Regions from separate parts of the Mus musculus genome. Here region 2 is linked to region 1. Evidence: chromatin loops called from intact Hi-C (ENCODE). Cell type or tissue: heart. All regions are shown on one strand. Links, peaks and the distances in the headings refer to the core of each region. The heading gives the core; the rest is flanking DNA.

What was found. Peaks named below come from ENCODE experiments on the same cell type or tissue, not always from the same donor. Only the 100,000 strongest peaks of a DNase experiment are listed, where the experiment ranks them.
Region 2: it touches region 1 in a loop (2.4-fold over the local background); 2 of 42 quality-filtered maps call a loop at or near these places.

Annotation. Positions count from the first base shown.
Region 1 is chr17:14,690,159-14,699,128 of GRCm38, reverse strand. Thbs2 (thrombospondin 2) reads left to right here and starts at 4,867. Exons shown (of 22, transcript NM_011581.3): 1 at 4,867-5,159; 2 at 7,618-7,766; 3 at 8,846-8,970. The coding sequence starts at 7,715. In heart, for the core only: CTCF peaks have their summits at 722 and 5,123; DNase peaks (open chromatin) are centred at 4,928 and 6,998; H3K4me3 peaks cover 804 bases; H3K27ac peaks cover 301 bases; H3K27me3 peaks cover 958 bases.
Region 2 is chr17:14,541,740-14,550,709 of GRCm38, reverse strand. No RefSeq gene overlaps it. Among named protein-coding and RNA genes, the nearest start is that of Gm34916, 24 kb to the right of the region's middle. In heart, for the core only: a CTCF peak has its summit at 4,797 (motif pointing left); a DNase peak (open chromatin) is centred at 4,709.

The DNA.
Region 1 (8,970 bases), core at 495-8,494:
TAATAGAAGGAGGAGCCCAGCCCACAAAAGCCTCAACATACAAATATTCTGTCCCTTCTCACTATGGCACTCAATCTCTGCACCCAGGCTTCATAAGTGCCCCCTGCACCAGTGGGTAAGTGGGTGAGGGGCCCTCAGGCCACACTCTGGATATCTACATACCCTTCCAGAGTCCTATCACCACTGGTCAAACATAATCCTACCACTCCAAGTCTATTTGACCTTACTCTCATTTGCTCTGTCGATTCAGAGTGGCTCTCCAGAAACGTGACCATGAGCACAAAGGCCAGGAAACTAGGACCCGGATTCTCAATTTTGAACTTCTGTTCCTTCTGCCCACAGCAGCTGCAGCCTCTTCTTAGATTCTGGTTATTAGATCCTGGGCAACACTGGTTGTGTGGAAGAAATCTCCTCCCAAGTGAAGGCCTCCAAGACCTCCAAGACTGCTGAGCTGGGCTGTCCAACTCCTTTAAGTACTGTGAACCTTAGGTATAAAGGAGACTAATTTATCCATCCCTTACAAGTATGTTCCTGTGCCACACGGACATTCAGCTCAGAATTGAACTCAGCTGATCACTCGTTAGGCCTGTCTCTTGTTCTGCACAGTCTCGGGATCTGGAGGGGTGTATGCCCATCTGATCCATTATCCTGTCCACACTATCCCCACTGCTTTCAAGAGATGAACTTGAACTTTCCCTTCTGTGGATCACAGTCCAGCCACACGTGGGCGTCTGATGCCTATGTTCTGAAAGCATTGATCTGACAGAATGTGTTGCCTGTGGAGATCACACTGACCTCCAGCTCTGGGGCAGAGTTTATATGATTAGAACAGCTCATCCTCTCAGGACCTCTTGCTTCATCACCAACGCCCCCTATCTGACTTGCATTGGTATAATAAGCTTTTATCCTGCTTTTAGGAAGTGTTTCCAGCAGGATTGTGTGGGGTGCTCTAGTCTCTCCTCCAACTTCTCCACACTCACTACCCTGTTCTCTTCCCTCCTCCCCCTGCCATTAGGCCAGCATCACTGGCTACCCTGGTTTTCCGTCTGAGCTGAACTAAGATGCAGTAGATCAGTAGGACTTGTCCTCTGTGGGACATAATGGGAATTCCCATTATGCTGCTTGCATAGTATTATAGGGTAGTTTTTAAATGATATCTGTAGTACTGAGCTTGAGGCACGGTATCTATGAGGCTGTATGTTCCTCATGACAGGTTTCTGTCCAGCAGTGTTTCTGCCAAGTGAGATGTCTGTTAAGCAGTGTGTCTGACAGGTGAGGGTTAAAGGAAAAAAATTGTCCCACAGTTCTGGGGGCCAAAAGTCTGAATTCATGACGCGAATAGACCAGGCTCTAGTGCCTGGGGACCATTCCTGTCTCCTATGTCCTTAGTGTTCCTAGAAGTCCTTGATGATACTCAAACTGAATAAACGCTACTCTAGGATCCACCTGCTTTATTGTATGTATTCTGGTTACAGTCAGCTGGCTGAGTCCCTGAGCTAAACACAGAGGAAAGTTATGAGTAGTGGACTTGCTTGTTCAGTGCTGGCAGACCCGGGCTCACGAATACCAAAGAGTGTGAGCATCAATGACAGCAGACTTTACAGTCTGAGGTTTATAGTTTTGAGACCCAGAAGCTCATGTGTCTGGTGCTAGGGTGGGAGACATGTAGCTCTGCAGACTCAGGCTGAAGTCTTACTGCCTTGGGCTTCAGTTGTCAGAATCCTGGCACTGGTAAACTGGAGTTATCTTTGGTTCTTGGCAGCTGCTATAGAAGAATCCGTCTGAACCACCTAATATTGCGGCTCTCAAGCCTTCTCAGTCATGCATGATCTATGGCTCCTAATGGCCATAAGTGTCGCAGTTTTTGAGCCTTGCATGTCAGGACCCTTGGCAGCTCTCCGGAACACTCCCAGGAACGAGGCTCCATGTTCTCTTACAATCTTGTTTATATTCACTCTTCTGACACTCTCTGGAACTCTCTGAGTTTCCTTCTTGCTGCTATGTGTCCCATCGTTGGTTCTGATGCCACTGTTGCTACTTCTCTTTGACCTCTTCTTTGTGTTCCCAGTACAGGCTGCTCTGTTTTTGACAAAGTCAAGAGACAAAGACAAGATCACTTAGAAGGAGACTTTCATTGAGCCTAGTTCTTCAGTACGAAGAGCAGCATGGAAGTGTGCCTTCCAGTTCACTTGAAAAGTGAACTGTTTATGTAACCAGAAAGGAATGTGAGTGACAAGGGCATTTTAATCAGTCATGATCAACTTTTTTTGAAAGTGAAACATGGCATTATACCGACCCCAGCCCTTCTGTTGGGTCACCAGGGGAAGTGCTTTCCTCTGACCTGGATGAATATAATAACTACAGAGTTATCTAGTGTTTACTACTGTGGGCTTTCCAGAGTGGTCATTGCTGAAGCATGTCTTCAGCCATGTCCTGACCTTCTGAGAGTGCTGAAGGATCCTTAGAATTACTGTAAAGTGTACAAAGCCACCAACTCCGCTATGTAGACAGTATGGCTGGTTGCCAGAAAATGGTTGGCTTGGCTGACAGTTCTTTGCCCAGAGCTGCCAGACAGTCAATGGCCACAGAAAGCATCAGTAGTGTGTCCTCAGAATAGACCTAATGAGGGCTCGGCACAGAGCTGACCGCACTGCAGCATTCAACCGTGCTTTCCAGTCTTGCACTCCCACAGCGGCCCAGCCAGGGATGGCCAAGTACCTCTGATCACTATCACTCCTGTCATTGGGTTGACACTCTTCTATTCTAATGAGGGCAGAAGCAGTTGGTGGGAACAGACTTCCTTTGACACGACTTCATCTTAGTGTTCTCCTATATGAAGACTCTGGTCCAGCAAATTAACATCCACAGAGTCCCATAGACACACTCCCTCAGACCTTCCTCTCTCTACCCCTCTCTGTGTCTTGTGCCTTCCTCACATGTTACTTGGATAACCCCAGCTTCTCTATTATCTTTTTACTGGCCCCATTGCTACATCATACCCCTTCCAAGGGCACTGAGTAAGGTGGCTTGGAGAGTCAGTCCCCTTTATGCTATAGAATGGACATGAGGGTCAATGACACCAGCTCCATGATTTCCCTCCTGGGATAGTCCTGTGGTCATGGCTGGACTTACCCATAGCTCTCAGCAGCCACTACCTTAGGAGCCCATTTCAACACTGACCCTACTATGCGTATGTCCCTGCCTGGTGTGTTCCTGGACTTCCCAAGACTCATTGCATATCATGTACTGTCAGCTCTTCCATCAAACTCTCTTGATTTGTCTGTGTGTCTGTGTGTGTGTGTGTGTGTGTGTGTGTGTGTGATATTTCAGAGGTGAAGTCTTTCTACACTTTACTAGCAGCAGGGAGCCCTACAGGCTGCAGAGTATGCCCATCCTGTACCCTATGCCCTCTGCTCTACCCTGGAATCTCTGCCATAAAGGGTCCCACTGTAAGTAGCAGAGGGGCGGCTAGGCACTGAAAACTCTTCAGGGAGCCTGGTCACGTCTCCCTTCAGGCTTTGAATCCAAATATAAATTTGAGTCTAATTATTTTAGTTAAAAATGAAGGTTTTTGCCATTAATTTGGTGACTCAAAGCAATGCATCTTCCTTCAAAAAATGTACTGTTAGAGGCTAATCTTTTGTTTTTGTAAATTAGAAAATAATACTTATTTTAAAATTGTATTATATTTGGCTGATCTGCGTATGGAGGTACGTGTATGTGTTTGGGTATATGTGCACTTGTGTCACAGCATGTGAATCAGAGGACAATTTTACAGGTGAGTTTTCCCCTTCCACCATGTAGGTTCAAAGGTTCCTTCACCTCAACAGAAACACAAGGATTGGAGATCAGCGGGGGGGGGGGGGGGGGGGTTGTGCCTTGTCCTGGTGTCTTCCCTGTCCACTTTGGTTCCAATCTAAGAGGATCCAACACAATGGCAGGGTCCTTCAGTTAAGTCTCCCACCTAGAACAGAAAGTGGCTAAGTACTTTCTCTATTTAATTTATCTTTCCTTTTCTTGAAGTAAGCCCTGACTTATTTATTATCAGGTGTCAACCAGATAAATGTCCAGAAAGCTTTGAGTGTCGTCTATGAAGAATGAAGCCCAAGAGGAGGTTGTGGGAGATGCCACAAATCTACCATCTTCTTTGGGCTCTGGTGCATCACCGCCTGACCAAGTCTTTCCTGTTGACTGCTTTCCTTGTGTGATGAGCCCCATCCCATCCAGCTACCATGCACCCTGGCACTGGCTTTAACCCCCATGGACTTAGGTCTGGCCCTCTGATTCTCACTGAGTTTCTAAGCTGCCCCCACCCTATCTTGATAACCACGAGGACTGCCTCTCACTGCAGGATTCCCACACTTGGCAAAGTTGTCCCAACAAGACTGGGGTGAGGACTGGGCTTTTTCAGGGAGCCAGGGTCACAGAGAATTGCAGGTCTCGACTGAGCAGATGAAGTGAGTTCAAATTAAAATCTTTTCTCCTGAGAAGCGGGTCAGAGATACAATGGGTGGGCTCTCTTTTGTGGTAAATTCATTAAAAAAAATTAATTCTTTGACTATAATAACTTCCCGGCAGTGTGGTAAACTTACTGTCTGTCCTGTAGTTTTGACTGTTACTCACTTGTTTTAGAAAGGCCAGTATCACACTGGGTAATTCGAAACACATTTAAAGCATAGAATTGGCATTTTTTTTTCTCCTCAGCAAAATGGGGAGTCCCAGCCAATCTTGCTGGTTTTATTTATAGCATTTTATTTCCTGAGAGAAGACAGGAAAAGTGAGTCCTGGCCTGCCCCTCTTGTCTGACTCCTCCCCGGGCCCCTGTCTGGAAAGCCTGGGTGGACCTGTAGGAGGGGCGTTAGCTCTGAGGGGCTGGATTTGGACTGGGTAACCAGGTACTCTGAGCAAATGGCGAGACCAGAGGACGAATTATGACACTCCTTCGAAAGAATGAATTAAACGTGCCTCCGCATGTGTCTGATTGACAGGCCTCCTGGGGAAAGGGCGTATAAAGGAGCCGGTCACTGCCGGGAGGCAGAGAGAGCCAGTCCGATGTCTGCAGCCTCCCTGGCCAGGCCTCTCCTCTCCTGCCGCAGCTAGTCCCCCTCAGGACAGACAGAGTACTGGCGTCGGTCACCATTCACTTGCAAACACACCAGGTACCTTTTTATTTCTAAGACATTTCACTGGCTGTGATCTTTCAGAAAAGGCTACGGTTTCCAGGGGTCTAAAGGGGAAGTCCAGCTGTGTCCTCTGACACTTAGCCCAGTGGCGTCCTCACCGTCCTTGCTCTGCAAACTTATTGACCTGCCAAGAACATTCACTGCTGTCTTTGTCCCCGGGGTGGCAGGGGTTGGGGATGTGGGGAGTGTCTTTCGTGGTCTCTCATAGCAGGAACCCTGTGAAGCAACAAGGGGCTTGTTGGCTTCATTCCAAGGATGCTGGGGTTCAGGGAGGGGGAACTGACATTTTCTACTTAAAAATAAGAAAGTTTCTCTACCAAAGTTTGCTATGGAAGAGAAAGCAGAGAAAGGAATGTCAAGAGATCTCTTGAAAATGTAAAAAATAACCAACGGGATTATAGGGATCTGATTCTAAACATTAGTAAGAGCTGAACAAGTGTTGCTGTCATTATAATTATAATGTACAGGGCGGGGAGAACCCTGAGGGGACTGTGTTTGGGTTGCAGCTTGGCTAATTTGCATACAAAAGAGCTGGTAGCCTGGGGCAGTCAAAAGAAAGTGATCTGGTGCTGAAGGAGGAGGGCGGGGAGGGGGGCAAAACAGTAGGAGTTGAAGATGTTTAGAGACACCCAGCAAACACACTTTCACTTCGATTGTTCCTGTGGGGTGAACTTGTGTAAGACCTATAAAAGTGATAATAGCCTGTTGCAGAAAACCTTTGAAAGTCTACTCATAACCTGCAGTGAGGACTTGTGGATGGGGAAGAGTCTGTGTGTGTGTGTGTGTGTGTGTGTGTGTGTGTGTGTGTGACCCATGGAGCTTGGATGCAATTGCATTGGCCCCAGGAGGCTTGATCCAGGACCAAATACTATTCACTTCTTGGTCCCTTTTCCATGTGGGGAAGGCAGCAAGATTAGATGGGATGCTGTTAATGACCGTTGATTACTTGTGACACTCTTGATTGAGCTTGGTTTTACCGAAACACAGTTTAATGGACTCTGTTTGTGTTTGTATGCCTGAGCTGTAAAATGTCATTTTAAGATGGAACTTGTCTTTGCAGAGACAGCATTTGTCCATAGAATAAGGAGAAAGTTGGGGATGGAGTTCAGGGGCAGCTGCCCTGTGGCAAACACCTGCACTAGGGACTCAGGGATAGGGCAAGCTGGAGTCTTCAGATGTGGACTCTGAAGATTCTCTAAAGTACCTGACAAGGTCTACTTTATACTTGAATCCTCAGAAAAATGTCACCTCAAGAACTGACATTGGGAGTCCTCCCAGCCACAGTTCCACATCCTGAGTGTTTGCTGTGCCTCAAAGAGCTCTGGAGATATTTATTTGCATAGGGTCTTTCTCTAGCATCTAGAGAAGTTGATACTTTAAGAGTCAGGTTTTTCAAGCCATGGACAAAGCAACTTAGTGGGAGGGTGAAAAGATTGCCCTCTTTCCACCTGGTTAGAAAAGCTGGTGTTAGCACTCAGGTGACATGGTGTATTTGGCTGCCTCCTGAAATGTACCTAGCGCTCAGTCCATAAGCACTGCTCATGGGGCAAGACCAAGTTCTTGCCCCATTGTCTCCCTCTGGGGAGAAAACTGTCCCTTGGTGGAGGGCATTGTTTCCAGCTTAGCAAAAATATTCTGGAGAGGGGAACTGCTGAGATGTCCTTCTCAATGAGAAGTTATCCCATTGTAGCCATCTTTACAGAGATGAGGGACTACAGTGCACGGATCAGTTTCCACGGAGCAGGGAATGACATGGAACAGAACCTGGCCTGTTGGAGGGGGAGCTGAGAGCTGAGCATGGGGAAGCAAGCCCTTAAGGAGTTAACAGAGGAGCAGAGGAACCAGGCTTCAGGCCAGGCCTCCGACTTCTGATCCAGGGTCTGCTGAGCCAACTTAGAATCCCTGCAAATGGAAACACAGGCCTGCAGGAGAACAGAAAAGTAGGCTAAAGCCCTCGCTGAGGGAAAGTTTCTGCTTGTCCTGAGAAAAATGCACCGAGTTTATTCCAAACTTCGAAATGTAGTTAGTATTGATTGCCTGTAATGAAGCTATGCATAACTGGTTTTCCTGGACATTTACAAAGAAGCCTTTCCAGAGTCTTATCAGCCAGGATATTTGCCTGGGTTCAGGTCTCCTGGACTTAAGTCTTGCAACTGAGCTATAGCAGAGTCCCCAGGGAAACAATGCTCTGGCATATCTTCCACTGGCTCCTCCAAAGAGCAGGCACACTCACACTCACAGGAACCCCGGGTTGTTATGGTGTTAGTACAGCAAGAGGCCTCAGGACCCCCTCACCTCCATGCCAGGGAGAAGTGGTGGGATAAATGCTAGTAGCAGTTGGAAGAATCTGGTTGGAAAGAAAGTATATTATCTAGAGTTTTGCTTCCCACAGTTATATTTGCTTTTGATTTTGTGTGAAATCTGTTTTTCAAAGGTCACGTGAAGAAACTTCCTGGTGACACTCAGGCTGTAGCTGTGCACTCTTCAACCACGAGGTTGGTTTTCTCCTAAGTGTCACAGGTGGAGACAAGATGCTCTGGGCACTGGCCCTGCTGGCTCTGGGCATAGGGCCAAGAGCTTCTGGTGAGTATGGATATATCTTCTTGTTTCTGTGTGCAATGGTGAATTAGCTGCAGACGAGAGACCAGCAAGTGGTTGTAGTCGTATTTTGCATATGAAGCTTTTTAAACATGCTTGTAAATAAATAAAAAAAAAATCAAAGATTTCTGAGTCTGTATAGCACAGAGAGATTGTCTTTTGGAAACTAGGAATTGAGACCAATGCACTGCATCTAGTAGTGAGATACTTACTTCACACAGCTTGTCCTTGGTATATTAGTATAATTTATAAAATAATTCATAAAACTTGGACCTCCATATTTAGTAACAATAGTCACAGAGTCTAATTATTTTAATTGTGTCACTGTCAATACCTTTATAAAAACGACAACATTTATGCCTCTATACACAGCAGTTTATTCTGTGTTTTCGGTTGTCAGTGCATGATGAGAAGCTGTGCTGTGTTTTATCATTCTAGTCTTATTTTGAATTGTTGTTTAGTTTTGATGAGATCTGATGATTTTCTCATTGGCAGCTGAATGGTGACTTCAAAGAGTTACTGATAGGGTGAGGTCCATTGTTGTCTCAAATACTGGTTCATAGTGCACAGTATTTACTATTTATTGGCAGTCTTTCTATAGAAATGAGAAGATGTTTGAGAAAGAATATCATCCTCAGAATGCAACATAGGACTTAGTGGATGGCGATAAAGTCAAAGGTCCCCCTTCCAGCCTCCCTCTTCCCCAGTCCCAAGATGGAGGGGAGGCTGTGCTTTGCCCAAATCTGGGACAAAGAACAGCAGGGCTCAGGGGCTGGAATTCAGGGCCTCCAGTGAGATGTTGTTTATGGATGAAGCCATGTTCTGGGTTCTGGGAAGGCCCAGAACACCTGCTGCACTGTAGTCCTGGAGAAAGCCAGCCTCCATGATAGTGGGTAGCCGGCTCAGGCTCAGCTAGGGTGGGAGAGAAAGACGCACAGAAAGTCTCTGAGCCTTGTCGCGGGGGAAGCCCTTGTGAGCTTATGGCTTATGGCTCTCCAGTCTGCATTCAGGAAAGCCTCAGCATCAGCCTGTGATAACTGTGACCCTGTGGTTCCCTTTGGCAGCTGGTGACCACGTCAAGGACACTTCATTTGACCTTTTCAGCATCAGCAACATTAACCGGAAGACCATCGGTGCCAAGCAGTTCCGAGGGCCTGACCCCGGGGTGCCCGCCTACCGTTTTGTACGG
Region 2 (8,970 bases), core at 521-8,520, 150 kb after region 1:
TTTTGAAAGGATAAGAAGACCACACATTGCATGATTCCTTTAGTATGAAATGTCTAGACTCTGCCAGCTCATAGAGTCTCCAGTAAATGGTGGCTGCCAAGGGTTGGATGGGGTGGAAGGGATGTGGCTGGCAAAATGGACAGACTGTTCGTAGGTATGGGTTTGTTTTAGAACAAAATGTTCTAAAATTATCCTGCAGTTGCATAACACAGACTGTACTAAAAACCACTGGCTTGTATGGTATATGAATTATATTGAAATAAAACTACCAAAATATTAATTTCCCCTAAAATATAATGGCAGCTGTAATTTTAGAATTTTTTATATATCCTGGAAATTCTTTAGTGAACTCTGGTAAGAAAGTCTATGTATCACAGCTCCATAGAAATGTGAATTTATATAATTTGTGTGAATCTTCTGAATTTGCTTTCAGTTTTTACCAAGTCTTTAAAAGTTATAAATCCTGGTTCCTCAAACTACCGAAAGCTGTGTGTGAGACGCTGCTCAAGCGCAGGCACCTGAGCCTGACTCCTCAGAGCCCACATCACATCTGCATGGGACAACACCGGGCTGGGTCAGAGATGAGTGGGGCCCTATAGCTTACTGACTAGCTAATCTAGTCAAATCATAAAACTCAGGTCAATGAAGAGACCCTGTCTCAAAGAACAAGGTGGAGAGCAATAGAGATGTAGATCTCTGGCCTGCACATTCACAACACACACACATACATACTCATAATATACTCATATACATATACATACTCACACATAATTATATATACACACATACATACATACACACACTCATATACATGTACATTTATATACATACACACACCCACAAACACACACAACATACACATAGTCACACACACACATATACAAACACACACACTCACACAACACACAAACACAAGTAGCTCTATAGATTACTTTGAATTCGGGTGACATGATATTCCCTGCTTTGCTTATGTCGTCCTGGCTTTTCTTCCCTGGTGTGTGTTCATCTGACTATGAATACAGGCTTCTTTGTGCTGCTCTGTGGTGACTATCCTACTGGAAGAAGAAGCACTGAATCTATAATTGTTTTGAGTAGCAGAGACATTTGAGTATCATTGATTCTTCCCATTAGTGAACATAGAACGCTTTCTGCAGTGTGTGTGTGTGTGTGTGTGTGTGTGTGTGTGTGTGTGTGCTTCACATTCTTTAATCAGTGTTTAAAGTTTTAATTATAGAGAATTTTTACCTCTTGGTTTAGACTTCTTCCTGGGTGGGGCTTTCTGAATCTATTCTAAGTGGGATTCTTCTCTGGTTCCTTTTCTCGGATAGGTCAATATCAACAGAGAGAGAAGATTTTTTTTTTTTTGCAATTGTGTGTGTGTGTGTGTGTGTGTGTGTAAGTGTGGCTATGTGCACATGAATACAAATTCCTGAAAAGGCCTGAAGGCACCAGATTCCCCGGACCTGGAGTTACAGCTGCTGCCTGAGTGCTGGGAACTTAGCTCCTGTCCTTTGTAGTCGTACTGCGTCTTAACTGCTGAGCTAACTCCAGTCCAGAGATAAAAGGCTTTTTGTATGCTGTCTTCATGCCCTAAGGCTTGAATTTATTTTTTAAGGAAGCTTTTGTTTGGTGATATAGCCACATATTATTTTTTAAACTGATGGTTTATGGTGGTGGCAGGAAGAGTATTGGGTTTCATTATGACATTTTCTTATGTGACATTATACGTGTTCAGTTTAACCCCTCCCTCTCCTTGTCCTCCTAGTCCCCTTTGCTAGTCTACTTTTTCCCCACAAGTATTCCTTCCTTTTGCCTTCATGCTGCATACATCCCATTATGCCTCTTTTTTTTTTTGTTTCTAACACATGTTTTGGAGTTTTAATCTTCTTATCTGAGATTCCATGACTGGAGCTAGGAGCCATTGCGTTAGGTGAAGTGCCATGCCCAGGCAGGTGAGTCCTGATCCGACTCATATGTGGTGTCTACAGAAGTTGCTTTGATGGGATTTGGGATTCAAGTAGAGTGGTGGTTACAGGGCCTAGGGAGAACGTCAGAAAGAGCTTCAAGGAACTATGGGAAATGAGAGGACAGCTGTGGAGCATAAGTGGGGGTGAGTCTGGTCACAGGGCCAGGGCACAAATAAGTTAGGGTGTGCCATGGAGTAGTGAGTGCTAAAAAGCTCCAAGAAGGCACTGTTAATGCTCTCAGTAAATACACACAGAGGGAGGAGAGGGGGAGGGAGAGGAGGGGAGGGAGAGGGGGAGGGAGAGGGAGAGAGAGAGGAGGGGAGGGAGAGGGAGAAAAGAATTTGAGAAGACAGAGTACCTATTATATTTGGAGCATTACACAGTATGGACAGGTCTGAAGACACAGTGTCCTATTACCTAAAGAGAAAGCATTTCCTAGAGAACACGATGCTGTCCAGCTGGACTCCTAGACTTGCCCCAGGGTGAGATGGGGAGAAAGTGGCACTTTTTATCCTTTTAAAGTTACAACATCATTGCCCCATAAAACTGGCGAGTGTTTCTGAGAATCAGACTTATACCCAGCAACACTATCTATCGTAATTGAAAAGAAAAGCCTTCCATAATAAAAACAAGCAAAAGGGATTTATAACAACTAAGCCAGCTTTACAAAGGACACTTTACACTGAAAAGGATGAATATGCCCAAGAGGCCACAGAAGAAAGTTAACGCCAGGATAAATCTGCTAAAGGAGTCTAGAGAAAACCACCACAAAGCAACAGCACGACAGAAATTAATGCACATCTCTTAATAACAACTTTGAATATTAATAGTCTCCATTTCCCTCTTAAAAGAAATCACAAGCTTGGATTAAAAATCAGGATCCATCTTTATGCTGCCCATGAGAAACACACCTCACTAGCAAAGACACAGACTTGGGTAAAGAATAGAGAGCTCTACCGCCAATAGACAAGACTAGGAAACAAGCCAGGGTCTCTGTGTTAACATCTGTTGAAATAGACTTCAGATCTAATCTAGTGAGGGAGATAAGGACGTTCATTTCATACTTACTAATGGGAAATCCATCACAAGATTTTATAGTTTAAGACACATACACACCCAGTGGAAAAGCTTCCAGCTTGTCAGAACAAATGCTAAGTGTATAGTCACAGATTAACCCCAATAAAGTAATTGTGAGTGACCTCAACTCCCTACTCTCAATAAGTCATCTGGACAAAACAAAAAGAGTTAAATGGCATTATAAAACATACAGACATCCCTGTGGTGCTTTCTGAGAAATGGATTACGTGCTAGGACATAAAATTTGAAAGCACTTTCTGCATTCTATCTGATCACAGCAAAATAAAAAGGCTGGGTAGCCACAGCAAGGGAGACTACTGGAAGCACACAAATACATGGAAGCTAACCACTGTGGATGACAGCCAGGCCACGAAGAAATCAAGGAGGAAGCAGAAAGGTTCCTAGAATAGAATGAAAGTGAAAACTCAGCATTCCAAAAATTATGTGTCAATAAAAGAAGTCCTGAGAGGAAAGGACTGGCAAACCCTTAGCTATTAACCAAATGAAAAAGATAGGATCCAAACCAAGAAAATTAGAGATGAAAAGAGAAATATAGGGCATGCCATGGAAAATCTGAAATGAACAGACAGTTTTCTAGATTCATATGACCTATGAAAGTTAAAGTACAAAGAAATAAATGATCCAAACAGACCAACATGATTGAAGCAGCAGCAGAAATTAATAATAATAATAATAATAATAATAATAATAATAATAAATATGTCTCCCAACTAAAAAGAACCCAGTGTATTCATCAGCGAATTCTAGCAGATCTTTGAAGAATGACAAATACCAACAAAATAGAAAGGGAAAGAATGCTGCCAAACTCTTTGGAGGAGATCATGATTCCCTAATGTCAAAACCAAACACACACACACACACACACACACACACACACGCACACACACACACACACACACACACACGATTCTAAAGATGAAACAGAAAATTGCCTTAAAGCTTATAAACACGTGCATCAACGTGGCAAGACAAAAATTAATGCAAACACAAATACAGTAACCTTTCTATATATCAATAACAAGCATACTGAAAAACGGAAATAGAGAAGGGGCAGCTTGTACCTACTAGCTCCAGGACCAGTTGTCACTCAAGAACTTTTAAAGACTGTAGATCTTCCAGAGTCAGGAAAGGTTGGATATTGGGAAAATAAAGATCTTGCATGATAGTGAAGTGTACAGCCACAGAAAGCAGACTCTGAGGATGACACACACCTTGATCATTGCCAAGCACAGTAAATGCTGGCTGAGCCGGGCACGAGGGAGCTCAGGCTGTCTTCATAACAAGGAACTGAATGGGTATCTGGGTAGGAGCCAAATTTTCTAGAGCTCTCCAGCAGAGCTGGGGCCATCTGCTTGTCCCCACCCATTGAAACCCGCGTGATTATGTTTGTTTGCATATTTTCCTTCTTAGCCATTCAAGTCGTGGACCAGTAAAGGTTCTAATCAATTCTGGGAAATGTGGAACAATGGCCAGGACAGTCAGAATTCATTACGCAGAAGCCCAGAAGGGAACTCTGAGGTTAGGGTGAGGATCGGCCAGTGTCCCCGTTTCTTCATTTCTCCTAGTGAGTCACAGCTGAGTTATGAACCTGCTTCATCTCGTGCGACAACCATACCGAATACAGAAGTTCCTCACCCACGCTGGGTGGAGGGGTTGGCTCCGAGGTGATTAGTGACCTCACCTAAAACGGATCTGTGGGGTTTCGTATGAGGCCCTCTGGCGCCACCAAGTGGCCAGCCTAGCAGTCCCTCTGGTCACTCTTGCATAATTTGCTGCAGAGTCCCAGTTCCTGATTCCTGATTCTGGATTAAAATGTGAGTTTTGTCATTGCCGGTTCGTTAGATATGCTCATTATCCTCTGCAATCCATCTTTAGGTATACGAATTTCTGGGTGTTAAAATTTTTTTTTTTTTTTTTTTGCAGACAGCACACACTGCTCCAGCAAGCACACAGGCTCTTAGCATTTGGCTGAGCCCCTGAGAATCAATCTATCCTGTCATTGTGCCAACATTCTCCAGTGGGAAAATGTGTGTATCACCTATGGGATCAGGATTCTTTCACATGTGATAATGGAATGGCAATTCACCATAGTTCTGTGTTTGTGGACTGTATGCATGTGCATTCCACAGCACACTTTTGAAAATCAGAGTCCATCTTTGACTTCCACCTTATCTGAGACAGTATCTCTTCTTGTTTGCCATTAATTCCAGCCAACCAGCTCCCTTGTAAGTTTCCAGGAATTCTCCTGTCTCCACCGTAATCTGGTCTAAGAGCATGAGAATTATGGATGTGTGCTACTATACCAGGCTTTACATGAGTTCTGGGCATGAGCATTTAAATTCCAGTTCTCGGGGTCATGTAGAAAGCACTATATCGCCTGAGCCACCTCCACAGCTCTATAAAGTGTTGTCAATGGCTTCTTCTCTGCTTTTATTTCCTGACTATAATGAGGGTTGCAGGCAGGGATCTCCAGTGCACAAGCCAAGGGCTCTTGCACTGAGCTACAGCCCTAGGCACAGTTTTATTTTAATTGAGTTGTAACAACACTCATAGAGAGGCAAGAAGGTAAAGGGTAGAAATCTTCAGAAACCCACTTCACTATCCAGTGATGCAGGATTTGCAGATTGTCCTTGTCCGGTATTCAGCTTTGCACTCTCCCAGCTGCATCTTCTGTGATGCAAAGTCTCTGGCTTTATTAAACTCAAATTTATTATTTTCATCTTTCATGAATCATAAGTTTCCTGCTGAATCTGGTAACATACCTCATTCTGTCTACACAGCTGTGATTCACGTTTTTAGTAGAAGGCTTAAAGTTTCTCATTTCACAGGCAGGTCTATAACATATGGATTAATCGTTGCATATGGTGCATGGTATAGACTTGTTTTTTATTTTTTTGGCATATGAATATGCACTTGCTCCAGCATCATTGTCTGAAAATACTTTTTCTTTACTATAATGACTATGCACCTTTGGTAAAAATCACTTTTCTGTACCTAGATGTGATTCTGTGTTTGGAATACTACCATTTCCTATTGATTTGCCTATTGCTATGGCAACACCACACTGCATCAATCATCAGGAGAACATCACAGTGTATTTGTCTCCATGACAACACCATATGGTTCCTGTCACAGTGACAACACCACACTGTATCATCGTGTAGCTTTGCATTAAAATCTGGTCTTGTGAGGTCTATAATTTTACTGGTTAAATTCCTCGTTTCAAGACATTATTTTCCTCACTCTACAGTCCCTCTCAGAATTGTTGTGGATTCCATATGTTTTTTACTTTTTGGTCTGAATTTCAGATTCAGTTTGTTGGTGTCTGAGGAGAGTTGCTGGAATTTGGCTAAGGACACCTTCCCTTCACAGAGTTTGAGACGATAAAACCCTGCCATCTTTAAAACACTGTGTCTTTAGAGTCAGGCATTTTTTTCCTTATCAGTATTTGATGGTTTTTATTTAGGAATCTTGCGTACTTCACATTATACATGTGCCTTAGCTCTTCAAATATTTTGAAGTGCTAGTACATTTTTAAAAATTTTTTAAATTTTGATGTTCACTATTAAGTATGGGACTATTTTGATTTGTGTATGTTTTTTTTAACATATATGCACAAATATTTGCAATCTTACAGATTTGAGATGTTTCTAACTTTCCAATTTAAGTGTTTAACATTCTAAAATTTCCCCTAAACACTCAATTTCTATTTAGCTAAAATATTTTTAATTTATCAAATATTTTAAAATTACTTTTGTAGTCCCTGGGCTATTTTAAAACTACGGTTTAAATAACACCTATTTATATGTTCTCCAAATATGTAGATTTTTTATTTTCAGTTAATTCCATTATGCCAGAAACGTACTTCATATGCTCCTTAGTATTTTGCCTCTCTTTAGGATTACTTAAACACAGAATAAACATCACCTATATAATAAATAGTCACTATACTTGTGACTATTTCAATTTGGAAAAAAATCTATTCTGCAGCTGTTAGGTGGAGTCTTCTACAAATGCCAGTAATAACTGACTAGTGCTGGCTACAGGAAAAATAAGCAGTGATAAATGGTCTTCTTATATGAGAATATTTTTCTAAAGAATATACAAAATAATACTCAAAATGTTAAGCATGAGACATTATCAAAATGTATCTCATATTGGGATAAAACATTTGCACAGAGAATATCTGACAAAGGGCCCCTGAGTTCAACAATCAAAGTAATAAAATATCAACACCAACACGGGAAGGTCTTTGACAGACACATTACATGGGCTGTAGATCACTGGCAGAGACTCAACTCCAGGCTTCGGGGAAAATCAGATAAAGGCCATAGATGGTCTTGTTGGGAACCTCACCAGTGATGGTATGGCCATACTAGGTGTTGATGAGGAGGGGTAGTGAAGTAGTTGTCTTCTCTTCACTGTGACCAAATACTTAGCAGAAAGCCATGTAAGAGAAGGGAAGAGTATCTGGGCCATGGTTTGAGCGGGCTCAATCCATCATAGCAGTGAAGAAAGGGTAGAGTTCGAGGCAGTGAGTGTGTGCAGCTGGGGCTTCAGAGCTGGGAAGAAGGGAACACACTCAGGTACCGCTGCTCCTCTTATAATCAGTTGTTGTTCGGCCAGGACCCCGGCTCATGGGAGGGAGGGTACTGCCTACATCCAGCATGGGTTTCCCTTCCTCAGTTAAACCTCTATGGAAACATCTCACAAACATGTCCCAAGGTGCATCTCCTGGGTGATGGATTCCAAATCCAGTCACGTTGACAATGAAGGTAGACCAGCCAAGATGGCAGCCTCTCTGTATGTCCATTTTTCAAATTTTTAGAATCCTATACATACACCTGGCATATCACTGAGTTGTTGCACTCCAAGAACCGATGTATTTGAAATGTAAGTTTGTGGATGTAAATGAAAATACCACTATTTACTAATAATATCCTTAAACTATAAAAACCCTCCTCAGTAGGCAAATGAGTCATGCCTTATTTTATATCATAAAACAATAGATTACTTCCAGTCAAGGACAGAGAAATCCACTAACCCTGCAATATACTAGATGTAAAACTGTCCTATGATATAACTAAAGCAAAAGAAAACTAAAGAAGAACACAGTCTCTATAAAACACAGGCTCTATAAAATGGTCAAACATGACAGACACGTGGACGCTGAACAACGCACTACTCAAACTTGGCTATGGAAGAAATAAATAAAGAAATTAAAGACTTTCTAGGATTTAATGAAAATGAAGGTGCAACATACCCAAACTTATGGGACACAATGAAAGCAGTGCTAAGAGGATAACTCGGCTCTGAGTGCCTCCAAAAAGAAACTGGAGAGAGAATACATTAACAGCTTGACAGCACACCTGAAATCTCTAGAACAAAAAGAAGCAAATACACCCAAGAGGAGTAGAAAGCAGGAAATAATCAAACTCAGGGCTGAAAACAACCAAGTAGAAACAAAAAGAACTATACCAAAAAAAAAAAAATCAACAAAAGCAGGAGCTGGTTCTTGGAGAAAATCAACAAGTCAGATAAACCTCTAACTAGACTAACCAGAGGGCACAGAGACAGCATTCAAATTAACAATATCAGAAATGAAAAGGGAGAGATAACAACAGAAACTGAGGAAATTTTTTAAAATCATCAGATCCTACTACAAAAGCCTATACTCAACACAACTGAAAAATCTGCATGAAATGGACAATTTTCTAGACAGATACCAAATACCAAAGTTAAATCAGGATCAGATAAACCATCTAAACAGTCCCAGAACCCCTAAAGAAATAGAAGCAGTCATTAAAAGTCTCCTAACCAAAAAAACCAAAAAACCAAAAAACAAGAACAACAACGAAAAAAAACAGGACCAGATGGGTTAATGCAGAATTCTATCAGACTTTCT